Regions from separate parts of the Homo sapiens genome. Here region 2 is linked to region 1. Evidence: chromatin contacts called from ENCODE Hi-C or POLR2A ChIA-PET data. All regions are on one chromosome and are shown on one strand. Each heading gives the region's core, a stretch centred on a gene start or an enhancer-like site at or near the end of the contact. The rest is flanking DNA. Distances are from core to core; before and after follow the strand shown. Region 1 holds the start of KDM4B (lysine demethylase 4B). Region 2 holds the start of SLC25A23 (solute carrier family 25 member 23).

Evidence for each region. A loop is a pair of places that touch in the nucleus more often than their neighbours do. ChIA-PET counts read pairs that join two places held with the same protein, here RNA polymerase II (POLR2A). Pooled maps may share reads with other maps.
Region 2: a loop to region 1 is called in a map of transverse colon, with 22 times the contacts of the local background. The contact joins the promoter of SLC25A23 here to the promoter of KDM4B in region 1. A Hi-C loop is called at or near these places in 1 of 168 maps with a recorded cell type or tissue (transverse colon) and 1 of 50 pooled maps. POLR2A ChIA-PET finds 5 or more read pairs at or near these places in 2 of 52 experiments (GM12878 and naive thymus-derived CD4-positive, alpha-beta T cell).

The regions. Positions count from the first base shown.
Region 1 is chr19:4,966,749-4,973,329 of GRCh38, reverse strand. It overlaps KDM4B (lysine demethylase 4B), which reads right to left and starts at 4,217. Exons shown (of 23, transcript NM_015015.3): 1 at 4,100-4,217. RefSeq lists enhancers at 1,654-1,723, 2,728-2,777 and silencers at 4,044-4,343, 4,654-4,753.
Region 2 is chr19:6,456,757-6,463,337 of GRCh38, reverse strand. SLC25A23 (solute carrier family 25 member 23) reads left to right here and starts at 3,546. Exons shown (of 10, transcript NM_024103.3): 1 at 3,546-3,865; 2 at 5,014-5,140; 3 at 5,748-5,835. The coding sequence starts at 3,710. RefSeq lists silencers at 2,855-3,034, 3,545-3,684, 3,735-3,794.

The DNA.
Region 1 (6,581 bases), core at 2,968-5,467:
GTAATCCCAGCTACTCGGGAGGCTGAGGCCAGAGAATCACTTGAACCCGGGAGGCGGAGGTTGCAGTGAGCTGAGATCTAGCCACTGTACTCCAGCCTGGGTGACAGAGTGAGATTCTGTCTCAAAATAAATAAATAAAAGTATGTGCAACTAGCACATTAACGTTCCACAACTCTGGGGACATTACTGTTCAGGAAGAGGCCAAGATCAAAGAGGTGAGTCATTTTTAAATGGACTTAAAGAAAACTGTCTGGCAAATCGACAGGTCAGGGCTATGGTGACTGGGAGGGTGTGGAAGTGCCACCCCTGGGGGCAGCCAAGCAAGCCTGGGCAAGGACCTGCCAAAGCTCAGAGGCCAAAGAGCAGCCCAGGAAGACCCGGAGCTCAGAGGCCAGAGAGCAGCCCAGAAGACCCCACAGATGCCGGGCTGCCCCTCATTGCAGGGCGTGCAGGGGACCCCGTGGGGGCTCCTGTCCTCTCAGGTGGAAGCTGCCACCCTGGAAGGGCAGAAGGACAGTCACGGAGAACCTGAACAACCAGGTGAGGAGTGTGTCCGGGACACAGTTTGCAAATAGGAGTCACTCACTGCTAAAGGGTGAGTGGGGAGGAAAGAAAGGGAGCTGAGGCCCATCACGGTCACAGCACACCATGAGCTACTGCAGGGCTGAAGGCCAAGTCCAAGGTTCTCACTGCGGGGTTGACAGTGCTTCCCAGGGGACATTTTTGGTTGCTACCGCTTAGGGGACAGGGTGCTACTAGCATCTGGTGGGTGGTGGTCAGGGATATTGTTCACACTCACCCTACGGTGCCCAGGACAGCCCCGCCACAGAATGTCCCAGCCCAGAACGTGGATAGGGCAGAGGTGGGGAGACCCTGACAGGGCAGAGGGCCTTGCTGTGTAATAAACCGGCTCCGAACTCAGAGCTCCTGGCACCCTGCAAGCTTCAGCGCCTTTTACCCGCTTTGATCCTCACAACCACCTGGGAGGGAGGTGTTCCCATTACACCCATTTTACAGAGAAGAAAGCAAGGCCCAGAGAGGGGAAGTGACTGCCTCAGAGGAGGGATCTGAATCCAGGTCTCTCCAACTCTGAAGCCTGTGTGGGGCATGGGACAGAGGGCAGAGATCCAGAGACGTCGTCAAGACCACCAGATGAGAACGGAGCCCAGGCTGGGCCCCTGCTCTTCTGTCCGGCATCCTAAGCCAGGAACAGAGACCCCTGGGGCAGGAAGGGGGAGGGCTGTGGCATCTGAAGACCCCATCGAGCTGCCTCATGGCAGGTCCCTGGAGCTGAGCCAGGAGCCTAGGGTGAGGCTGTGGATGAGGACGGCCGATCTGTCATGGCGGTGACCAGTGCAGGCCTGCGGAGCTCCCCCCGCCCCGAGCCCCCACCCTGTTCATCTGCTCTCCGTCCCCTCCTGCCCAGTGGGCTCCGAAAGATTTAGTGCCCCCGATCTGCTTTGTCACTGAGCAAGTGACTGGGTCAAGGTCACCCAGCTCTGAACCCCCAATTCCGCTCCCCGATCCAGGGAACAAAGCCACCTACAAATGCACCTCAGGCCCTCAACAGCCTCGCCTCCTCCTGCCTGCTCCCTGAGCTGGGCCCGAGGGCAGCGGACTGCACACCACCATTCCAGCTGTGACCAGGCCCTGGGCAGCCAGCTCACCCTTTCCCCCACTACACTCTAAACCCACAGGAGCCAGGGACTCCTCCCAACCTGTCCCGGCATGGCACTCGGCACTGGAAACCTAGCAGCCCCAGACCAGGTGAACGCATGACCCCAAGGCACGTCCCCACAGGTGTCAGATGGAACCGAGGACAGATGGCTTCCCCAGAGCTGAGGCTCCTCCCCGGCTCATCAGGGAGTGGGTGGGGCATAGGACAAACGGGCAGGAAACCAGCAGAGGAGACAGAGAAATTAGGAATTAAAGTACAGGCAGAGTGGTCAGGTGGGAGAGAAGGACACAGAGGACGGCCCCTGGCCACCCCAGAGGGCTCCTGCAGGACGGGACAGGGACTGAAGACAGGGCAGGAGGCTGAGGAAGGGTCTCTTCCACGAGACAGAAAAGTACAACAAAGGCCAGGCGGGGTGCTGTGCGGTGGCTGATCAGCTATACCTTTAAGCGCCAGCAGTTAACATCTTGTTAGCAGCCCCCTCCCCAAAGAGGAAAGGGTTAGAAAATGCGAGCAAACGGATTGTTACTAAGACATATATATTTCAGGTCTCAGCAACTAAACACACACGTGCACACGCAGGCACCCGCAGCTCCTGACACAGTAGACGCTTCCACCAAAACAGCCTGTACACAGACACCCGTCTGTGCGGCAGAATCTCCGTTACCCCCTTTTCCTCCCCAGCGGTGACCTCCTCTAGGCCAGGACAGTCTGACCCGTCCTGGTGTCGCCGGCTCAAGGAGGGGGAGCGCCCGGACCTGCCAGGTGTCCAATCAGACACACGGAGACGAGGCTGGCAAGTCCCAGAAATCCTCGGCTCAGACAGAAGTTGACTCTACCACGGCTTTACGCTCCGACCTTCAGGGTTTCAAAACATAAACTGCAAAGCGGAGAGAGGATGCCCACTGCTTCAGCAGGGGCTGCAGGAGAAGGCTGACCCCGTGTGTTGACAAACCCTCCTGGTGGCTCATAAGGAAGCTATTATTGGAGAATTAGGGGAGTCATTAGCTCCCATAACGGCAGTGATAAAAGCCCATAGGAGTCGTCTAATGAGCCTGCTTTAGGACTGGTGCTGTTTTTAGGAGCATTCTCCAGCCCGGGGACATTCTGATAAATGGCCATTGAGGCAGAGGACTGGGGCAGGGCACCGATCCCTTGAATTCAGTCCAGTATCCAGAGATCCCAAGACAGTGCAGGCACCCGGTGGGACCCAAAGGAACTTGCTGAATACACGCCCCAGCCAGAAACACATGGAAAAAGACGCTCTTCACATATGACAGGATCACTAGGCTCCACGGAGCTGAACCACCTTCTCACTAGTTTCACAACTCGGGGAACACTTCCTCACAGGGTGCTGGTAAATTATTAAAACAGAAGCATCCTCCCCCAAGCAAACAGATGGGATGCACCCAAAAGCAGTCCATGCCTCCACTGCCCCCAGGGGCGGAAAACATGCCCCTTAAAACCTTCCACCGTGCCCAGGTGGACAGAGTCCCCCGTCCTGCCTGATTGTCATGGCCACCACTGAGCGCAGACCTGGGCCCTGGCAGACCCCAGGTCAAGCAGATTTCAGAGCGAGTCCGTCCCCAGCTCCCAGGGGGATGTCCACGGGGGACACAGAAAAGGGGTCTCGGCGGAAGCAACTCCTCAATTCATTTCTCTAGAGCAGGGGCTTCGTTCGAGATGGCGATCAGGCTGGAAGGGGGAGGGACGGAGAGACTCGTGGAGGCTGCCGTTGCATAGCAAGATGATTTTTTTCTAAAATCCAGATTGCATATGCTTATGGCGGGGTGGGGGTTTCGGGTACGTACAGGGGGGCAAGTTTGGAAGCTACCAAGGCATAGCAGGTTGACCGGAGGTGGGGGCAGTGCAGGAGCAATGATAGGCATTTAGGGGGCATCCCTGGGTGTCCAGCTGGGGGGCTTCCCCTTAGCCCCCCTGGCGCCCAAAGGGCCAGAAACGCAGGCGGGGGTTACCCAGGGGCTGGGGTCTTTTTCCTTTTTCTTGCTTTCTTTCAAAAATAATAATAATAATAGGCCGAGGCTTGTCCCGGGTGATAAAAGGGCCCGGCCGGGGCCACCCACGCTGTCATCTTTTGTGCGGGGCGCCGGGGCCGTCTGTGCCCAGCCCCCGCGCGCCCCCGGCCCGGGAAGGGGCCCCCGCTCCCGCCCCTGGGCGCGCCCCGCCATTGTCCGGCCCCGCCGCCCCCGCCCGAAAACCAGCGGGCGCCCCCGGGCCGGGCGGTTAACGCCCCAACCGCCCCGCCGGCCCGGACAAAGCGCGAGGCCCGGCCCGAGCAGGCCGCGCCCGAGGCCTGGGCCTCGAGTCCCGGGCGCGCCCGCAGCCCCGAGCCGCGACGCGGGGGCGGCCATGGCGGCGGGGTCCGCGCTCGGACACGGCCGGGCGGCCTCCCCGTGGGCTCACCTGAGGCGGCGTGCGCGGCCCGGTCCGGGAGCAGCGGCGCGCTCTCCCCCGCCCTCGGCGTCGCACCCCCAGGCCCCGCTCGGGCCGGGCCCCGCTCGGTTGCTGGCGACCGAGCCCTCCGCAAGCGCTCGCGGGGGGGCTTATAAGGCCGCGCGCCAGCTCCGCCCCGACTGCCATTGGCTGCCGGATCCACGCCCGAGCGCCCATTGGCCGGAGCTGACAGCTCCGCCCCTCCCCTCCGCCGGGCCCATCAACACCGCACGGCCCGCCCACCGCGCGCCGCGATTGGGCGGGGACAAACGCCGGCCTCGCCTCTTCATTGGCAGACCGGCGGGGACACGCCGGCGCCCACCCACGTGCCCGCTGACCGGCTCTGTTCTCATTGGAGGGGGCGCACGCCAGCCAAGGCTGCCGCGACCAACCCGACGGCAGCTGGGCCTTGGATTGACAAGGGAGCCTCAGGGCCCGCCCGACGACCGCACAGAGAGGAGCCAGTATTGGCTTGAGGGGCCAGCCCGAGGCGCGGACAGGCTGGGGCAGGTGCCAATCACTGCCCGCAAGCTCCGGGCCCCGCCCTGGTTATCAGGCGGCGGCTGAGTACGTGAGACCCAGCACAGCATCAGCACCGGCCGGGAACGTGCAGGCTGGAGGTTCGAAACCCGTGGCCGGAATGTGGGCTTAGCGTTCCCCAATTTGCAAAGTGCCAAGCAAGGAGACATAGCGATCCGTTTTGCAAAGGAGGAGAACCGAGAACATAGGGTAAAGCAGCAAGAGCCTCCACCCCGCCACCGTAGGTCTATTCCCATCACAATCAACAAACCTTTGCCAAGGGGCAAGGCCTTCGGAATAGTTAGGGTCCCTCTCCCCGAGTTCCCTAAAATGTATGGGAGAGAATGAGCTTTGGTGCTTTCTGACCTGGATTCAAAGCTAAGCCGGGCCCCATGCCTCACTGTGGTTGACCTCCAGCAAAGTAACCTCGCTGAGTCTGTTTCCAACTGTGCAATGGATATGATGGTAGTGGCCACACCCCGTCTACCCGCCTCTTGAGAATGTTGCAAGGATTAAGTGGGATGAGGCACGGAGAAAGATTTGACCCTGTGACTTCACAAAATGAGCATTCATTGTGTACTGGACCACGCAGGGGTGTGAGGCATGCCCCCATTTGGAGTGGCAGGAGTGTAAATTGGGCAATTTGACATTTTCTAATAACATTCTAAGTGCATCCACCACCCGATAACCCAGCCAGCAGTTCTTCCTGGAGGTGATGTACCCAGAAAAAAGGTCTGGAGCTTACACAATTCAAGAATGCCGGCGGCAGGGCTGTCTGCAACTGTTTCCAATGTTTTGCACTAACTATCCATCAGTGGGGGATTAGAGAAGTAACTTAATAGCAATCAGTACTCTGGAATACTTACTATGTAGCAATTGAAAAGGAGGCCAGGCCCGGTGCTGTGGCTCGGGCGACTCACACCTGTAATCCCAGCACTTTGGGAGGTCGAGTCGGGTGGAACACCTGAGGTCCAGAGTTCGAGACCAGCCTGGCCAACATGGCAAAAACCTGTCTCTATTAACAAATACAAAATTAGCCAGGCATGGTGGCGCATGCCTGTAATCCCAGCTACTCCAGAGGCTGAGGCGGAGGTTGCAGTGAGTCGAGATCACTGCACTTCAGCCTGGGCAACAGGGTGAGACTCTGTCTCAAAAAAGGAAAGAAAAGAAAAAAGAGAAGGCCGATCTGTTTGCAAACATGAAATATCTCCCAACCGCTGAGCTAGGGACAGTGGTCCAGAATCCTGTACTCAATAAAATAAATATGGAAACACACACAGAAACCGGTATCATGAGGTTAAGAGCACACAAGCTTGTCAATGCACAGAAAAAGGTACTCCTAAACTGAAGAAACGAACTTAATCCTTGGGGAGAGAAGGAAAGCTGCACACTGGTAAAAAGAGAAGTCAAAGGAGAATTTAAGAAGCTCTGGGTGTTTTAAATTCTTATGGGACCATATTCATATATTCCACATGGAGTTGAGATTTAATTTCAGGTCATGCCTGGAATCGCAGCACTTTGGGAGGCTGAGATGGGCAGATCACTTGAGCCCACGAGTTTGAGAACAGGCTGGGCAATATAGCAAGACTCCGTCTCTACCAAAAAAATTACAAAAGTTGGGCGTGGTGACACGCGCCTATAATCCCAGCTATTCGGGGGCTGAGGCGAAAGGATCACCTGAGCCCGGGGAAGTGGAGGCTGCAGTGAGCCGTTGATTACACCACTGCACTCCAGCCTGGGTGACAGAGTCAAACCCCGTCTCAAAATAAAAAGTAAAAACAAAATTTAAAAACAGGCTGTTGCCCAGGCTGGGTGTAGTGACTCACATCTGTAATCCCAGCCCTTTGGGAGGCCAAGGTGGGAGGATCACTTGATCCCAGGAGTTTCAGGCCAGCCTGGGCAACAGAGCGAGACCTCTTCTCTACTAAAAATA
Region 2 (6,581 bases), core at 2,297-4,796, 1.5 Mb before region 1:
GCTCACGCCTGTAATCCCAGTACTTTGGGAGGCCTAGGCAGGAGGATCACCTGACGTCAGGAGTTCGAAACCAGACCAGCCTGCCCAACATGGTGAAACCTTGTCTCTACTAAAAATACAAAAATTAGCCGGGTGTGGTGGCAGGTGCCTGTAATCTCAGCTACTCGGGGGGCGCTGAGGCAGGAGAATTGCTTGAACTCAGGAGACAGAGATTGCAGTGAGCCGAGATTGCACCATTGCACTCCACCCTGGGTGACAAGAGTGAAACTCCATCTCATAAAAAAAAAAAAAAATCTGCATTGAATCACAGCTATACGAAATATAGCCAAGGCTGGGCATGGTGGCCCACGCCTGTAATCCTAGCACTTTGGGAGGCCGAGGCAGGTGGATCACGAGGTCACGAGTTCGAGACCAGCCTAGCCAAGATGGTGAAATCCCCGTCTCTACTAAAAAATAATCAAAAATTAGCTAGCGTAGTGGTGGGCGCCTGTAATCCTAGCTACTTGGGAGGCTGAGGCAGGAGAATCGCTTGAACCCTGGAGGCGGAGGTTGCAGTGAGCCGAGATCACGCCACTGCACTCTAGCCTGGGTGACAGAGCAAGACTGTCAAAAAAAGAAAAGAAATATAACCAAATGGATACATACCACCAGGGTGGACAGTATCTCTATAGAACACGCCTGCATTATCATCACAAACAGCTAACTAAGGCACTCTGATGTGGAATAGACCTGTTTTAGGAACATATCTGCATGGCTCACCTATGAAATGTACGGCACTTGCATTGGGGGAATTCCTGGGTGTCAGTGTCTTGTAAATACCTGTATGAGACACACCTGCATTTACGTAAACCTGTATGGGACTCGGTTGTATGGAAACATACCCAGATGGGTGTATACTTAACTGAAACACACCTACGGGGCGGGAGACTGTAGAATGCATTCATGGGTGGAGGGAAACCTGCTCAGAAACATACCTGTGAGGTAAGAGAAAGCACCTTGTAGGAGGAACACCTGTATGGAATTGAGCTCAAGTGAGGGGAAGAACTTGGAACATCTGCACGGGGCACACTCACATTGACACACATCTGTGGGTAAAACCATCAGGGCAGGGGCTCACATACACTGAGGCCCACCTGTCAAGAATGTATCTGTGAGAAAACACCTATTTAGGGGCACTTACATGGAAAAAAACCTCTGTATCACTCCATGCTGTATGGCACCTGCAAGGAACAACTGTAAATGAAAACCTCTGCTGGGGAGCCTCTTAGAAGAGACTCATTTGTCTGGGGCACACCTGTTCCAGCACACCTGTCTAGGCAGAGGCTGGGCGTGAACTAAATATGCCCTCACGACTGTATCTTTGTTTTCTTTCCTTTTTAAAAAAAATAATAATAATTATTATTATTATTTGTAGAGTTGGGTGTCTTGCTATATTGCCCAGGCCGGTCTCAAACTCCTGACCCCAAGCGATCCTCCCATCTCGGCCTCTCAAATTGCTAGAATTAGAGGCCTAAGCCACCGAGACCGGCCAATGCTGTATCTTTGGATAAAGGATGATGATAATAACAAGACCCCCTCCTGAGGACCCTTGGGTGACAAGTGATGATTAAAGAATAATTAGGCCAGGCCGGGCGCGGTGACTCACGCCTGTAATCCCAGCACTTTGGGAGGCTGAAGCGGGAGGATAATCTGAGGTCAGGTGTTCGAGACCAGCCTGGTCCACAGGTGAAACCCCCCCCCCCCGTCTCTAATAAAAATACAAAACTCACGGCTGCGGTCGGGCATGGTGGCTCATGCCTGTAATCCCAGCACTTTGGGAGGCCGAGGCGGGCGGATCACGAGGTCAGGAGTTTGAGACCAGCCTAACCAACATGGTGAAACCCCGTCTCTACTAAAAATACAAAAATTAGCCGGGCGTGGTGGTGTGCGCCTGTAATCTCAGCTACTTGGGAGGCTGAGGCGGGAGCATTGCTTGAACCCGGGAGGCGGAGGTTGTGGTGAGCTGAGATCGTGCCATTGCACTCCAGCCTGGGCAATAAGAGCGAAACTCCATCTCAAAAAAAAAAAAAAAAAAAAAAAAAAAAAAAAAAAAAAAAAAAAAAAACTCACTGCTGCGTGCGATGGCTCACGCCTATAATCCCAGCACTTTGGGAGGCTGAGGCGGGCGGATCACGAGGTCAGGAGTTCGAGACCAGCCTGGCCAACATGGTGAAACCCCGTCTCCACTAAAAATACAAAAATTAGCTGGGTTTGGTGGCGGGCGCCTGTAATCCCAGCTACTCGGGAGGCTGAGGCAAAAGAATCGTTTGAATCCGGGAGGCGGAGGTTGCAGTGAGCCGAGATCGCGCCATTGCACTCCAGCCTGAGCAACAACAGCGAAACTCCGTTTCAAAAAAAAAAAAAAAAAAAAGATAATTAATTCTTTCTAGGGTATAGAGTGATGGTTAAGGATCCCAGATCTCTTTAAACCCTGTTTTGCCCCTTAGTGGTCATCAGGACTGGGGAGAATGACTTAACCTCCGCTTCCTTATCTGCAAAGTGCGAACGCCAGTACCACCTACCTTATAGGGTTTTGGCAAAGACGACTCGAGAGGTGAGTAAAAGCCCTGGCATGTGCAAAGCACTGAATCAAAGTGAGATTTGTTATCGAGTATTCGCTGTCAAGTGGTCTGGGCTCCCTTCCCCCTAATGGTGGATCGAGAAACTGCGCCCGAAACTAGCAGTAGGGACATTCCGCAGGTGCAGCGAGTGCGACAGGCTGGGGCCCTGCCTCCAGCGCTCGACCACTGGGATCCTCAACCCCGCGCCCGGGTCACTGAGCCACCCCCTCCCCACGCCGCTCAGCGTCTGATTGCGGCCGCGGCCCCTTTAAGATCTCCTGGCAGGCGGTGGGACTGCGGGCTGGAGGCAGTCGGGGGTCTGCGGGGAGGCCCCGCCTAGGTGGGAGAAGAGGCGGGGCGGGCGGGCTCAGCCCAGGAGGCGCTGACCAATAGGAAACCGACTTTGCAGCCGCGCCGCGCGTTGATTTTCTGTTTCCCAGTCAGAGTGGGAACCGAGAAAGGAAGCGCGCGGGCGGGAAGAAGGGACAGTGGGAGAGCATCGCTCCTGGATCTTCTGTTTCTGCGGCCGAGCGGGGAAGGTGTAAGGCGCGGGCGGGCAGAGAGCGAGCGAGATGGTGCACGGTTCTTGCGTGCGTCTGGGAAAAGCGAGAACTTGAGTTCCTGAAGATTAGTGGGTGTGGCGGGGAGGTCAAGTGGAAGGGGATTATGAAACCCAATCCCCGACAGCGCTCTACCTTGCCCCCTTGGGCAAAGGGGGAAAGGGTAAACTGAGGCACGCAGAGGCGGAACTCTGAAACCAGACCTGAGACCACTGAGCTCCCTAGCCCGTCTTCCCAGAAGGAACTCTGGTGTTCCTCGGCTGTGCAATACCAGACCATCCCAGACATTCCCTCCCCACGCCCCCAGCTCCGCCCTCGGTCCCCTCCCCCCAATGCAGGTCGGGGGAGGAGACGCAAGTTCTGGCGCGGGCGGCGACGGCTAGCCGTCACCACCTCCCGCAAGTGCCAGAGCCGAGCGGACTGCGCGGAGGCTGCGGAGCCGGCGGCCGCGGGAGCTGACCCTGCGGGGTCCCGGGGGGGGAGGGGGAGCCGCGAAGCCCCCACTGAGGCCGCCGCTGCCGGGCCTCCCCTCCCCCCCGGGCGGGCGCCATGCGGGGGAGCCCGGGCGACGCGGAGCGGCGGCAGCGCTGGGGTCGCCTGTTCGAGGAGCTGGACAGTAACAAGGATGGCCGCGTGGACGTGCACGAGTTGCGCCAGGGGCTGGCCAGGCTGGGCGGGGGCAACCCAGACCCCGGCGCCCAACAGGTACCCCCACCCCCAGGGACCTCCTCCCCTCCCGGCCCCGCCCGCTCCCGGTTACCCAAGCCCCTGAACTGGGCGGCCGGAGCCACCAGGGACTACCTGTGGCTGGACTCCAGAACCTGTGTCTCTGTCTCGTTCCCCCTACCCACTCGTGTTTGGCCTAACGGGATCGCTCAAGACAGGGACGCCGAGGCCCCAAGCCTGCAGTTCCGCGGCCAACACCCGATCCCCCTGCTGCGGGGCAGGGGGCGTCTGCCTGGGAAGAGATGGGGGCGCTTTCCTGCCCACTGCCCGGGACACACCCTCCTCCAGACTGCACAGCCCATGACGTGCCCTGCTCTCACCTCCAGGAGACACACCCTCCATCCTCTGGGCACCTACTGCCCTGGCCTGCAGCTGCCCCGATCCCTGTGTTTACATTCCCTGGCCTGCCCTTTCATGGGCCGTTCACGGGCCTGGCTCACTGTCCCGGGCTGCCCCAGCCAGGGACCCAATCCTGTCTGCGGTCACCCGCAGCTGGGAATGCACCTATAACAAGACTTTCCTCCCGCTGCCCCCACCTCCACTTTGCAGGTCCTTCCCACACCTGTAGCCCCAGATCGCTCTAAGAGAACCACAGCAACCCTGAGAGCAGTCCAACCTCCCACTTCCCAAATGGGAAAAACCAAGGCCTCAGCCACTCCGCTTGGTTCTCTCCTGCCCCACATCGCCCAGGGCTTCCTCCAAAGGGAACCCCTGGGTCCCCCATGTGGACAGGGTTTTTTAAGAGGCAGCTGGGTTCAACAGGAATGAGATACCTAAAAAAATAACAAAAACTAAAAACAAGAGACAGCTGGAAGGACAGGCTTTACAGATGAGAACTGAGGTTACCATTTCCTGGTTCTGTGACCTTGAACTGGTGACTTGACCTTGCAGAGCCTCAGTTTGCTCACCAGGAAAACTAGACCACTCACACCCACCGCACAGACCTGTGGTGGCTGTAGGGATCTGGCTGAGAAGTTAGCTGACTGAGGGAGAAGTGGGGTGACGTCTTCTATCCCCTTCCTCAAGGCGCTGGGGGCTCTGGGTTCCTAAGGCATAAGGTGACATGCGTCCCCTCCAGATCAGGAGCAGGTTCCTGGAGCCACCTCTATCCCCTTTCCCTCTGTCAGGGTATCTCCTCTGAGGGTGATGCTGACCCAGATGGCGGGCTCGACCTGGAGGAATTTTCCCGCTATCTGCAGGAGCGGGAACAGCGTCTGCTGCTCATGTTTCACAGTCTTGACCGGAACCAGGATGGTAAGGTCGGGCGACCTGCCTGCAGGCCCCAAGGGATAGGGCTGTGGGGGCCCTAGAGACATCAGTGGGGTTAGAACTGGCAGCGCTAGGAGGAGAGGGGGAGGGCCGCTTCTCCCCGATGACTCATAGGCTATTTCAGGAGCACTCCTCACCCCCTAGCTAGGTGGTTCGAGGCCCAGCCAGCCCATCCCACCTCCTTTCCCTACTGGGGCAGAACCCCGATAATTACCCTTAGATTTTTCTATGGGGCAAAGATACCCTATGCTGTTCCTGGGTCCCCTGTGGGACAGAGATCCCCTCATAGCAGCATCTGGGTTGTGGATATTGCCTCTCAATCCCCCATGGCATAGAGACCCCTACAATTACCCCTGGATTCCTTCATTCATTTACAGAACAGAGAAGCCCCCCCAGTATTTCCCAGTTCCACCTCTCTGACCCCAGTGAGTCAGGGGTCCCCCCACAGCCCTACTGCAAACCTCCTCCTAGGTTTCTGGAGCCCCTGATCTTGCTAGACCACCTCCATTCCAAGCTGTTCTGATCCTTGGTCCTGGGGTTCCCCAGGTGTCCTCACACGCACATCCTTCCCCACCTCCGGCCCCCTCCCCAGGTCACATTGATGTCTCTGAGATCCAACAGAGTTTCCGAGCTCTGGGCATTTCCATCTCGCTGGAGCAGGCTGAGAAAATTTTGCACAGGTGAGTCGCTGGGGGTCTGGAATCCAAAGTAACTCAGGACACAGTGACCCCTTGGCCATCTCTGTCTTCTGGGCTCCAGACCCAGTCCCAAGGAGGATACAGCTGAGAGGTTGGGGCTTTGAAGTCAGACAGATCTGGCCAGGCGCAGTGGCTCACATCTGTAACCCCAGCACTTTGGGAGGCTGAGGCAGGTGGATCACCTGAGGTCAGGAGTTGGGGACCAGCCTGGCCAACATGGTAAAACCCCATCTCTACTAAAAATACAAACATTGGCCAGGCGTGGTGGTGCATGCCTGTAATTCCAGCTACTTGGGGAGGCTGAGGCACGGGAATCCCTTAAACCCAAGAGGTGGAGGTTGCAGTGAGCCAAGATCAGGCCAGGACACTCTAACCAGGGTGACGGAGTGAGACTCCTTCTGGAAAAAAAAAAAAAAAAAGAAAGAAAAATTCAAATTGAAGCCAGACAGATCTGGGACCAGTTGCCTCTCTTAGCCCGTTTCCCCCTCTACAAAATGAGGGTAATACAGCTGGCTATGGTGGCTCACGCCTGCAATCCTGCCACTTTGGAAGGCCGAGGCAGGTGGATCACGAGGTCAAGAGATGGAGACCATCCTGGCCAATATGGTGAAACCCTGTCTCTACTAAAAATACAAAAATTTGCTGGGCATGGTGGTGTGCACCTGTAGTCCCAGCTACATGGGAGGCTGAGGCAGGAGAATCTCTTGAACCCAGGAGGCAGAGGTTGC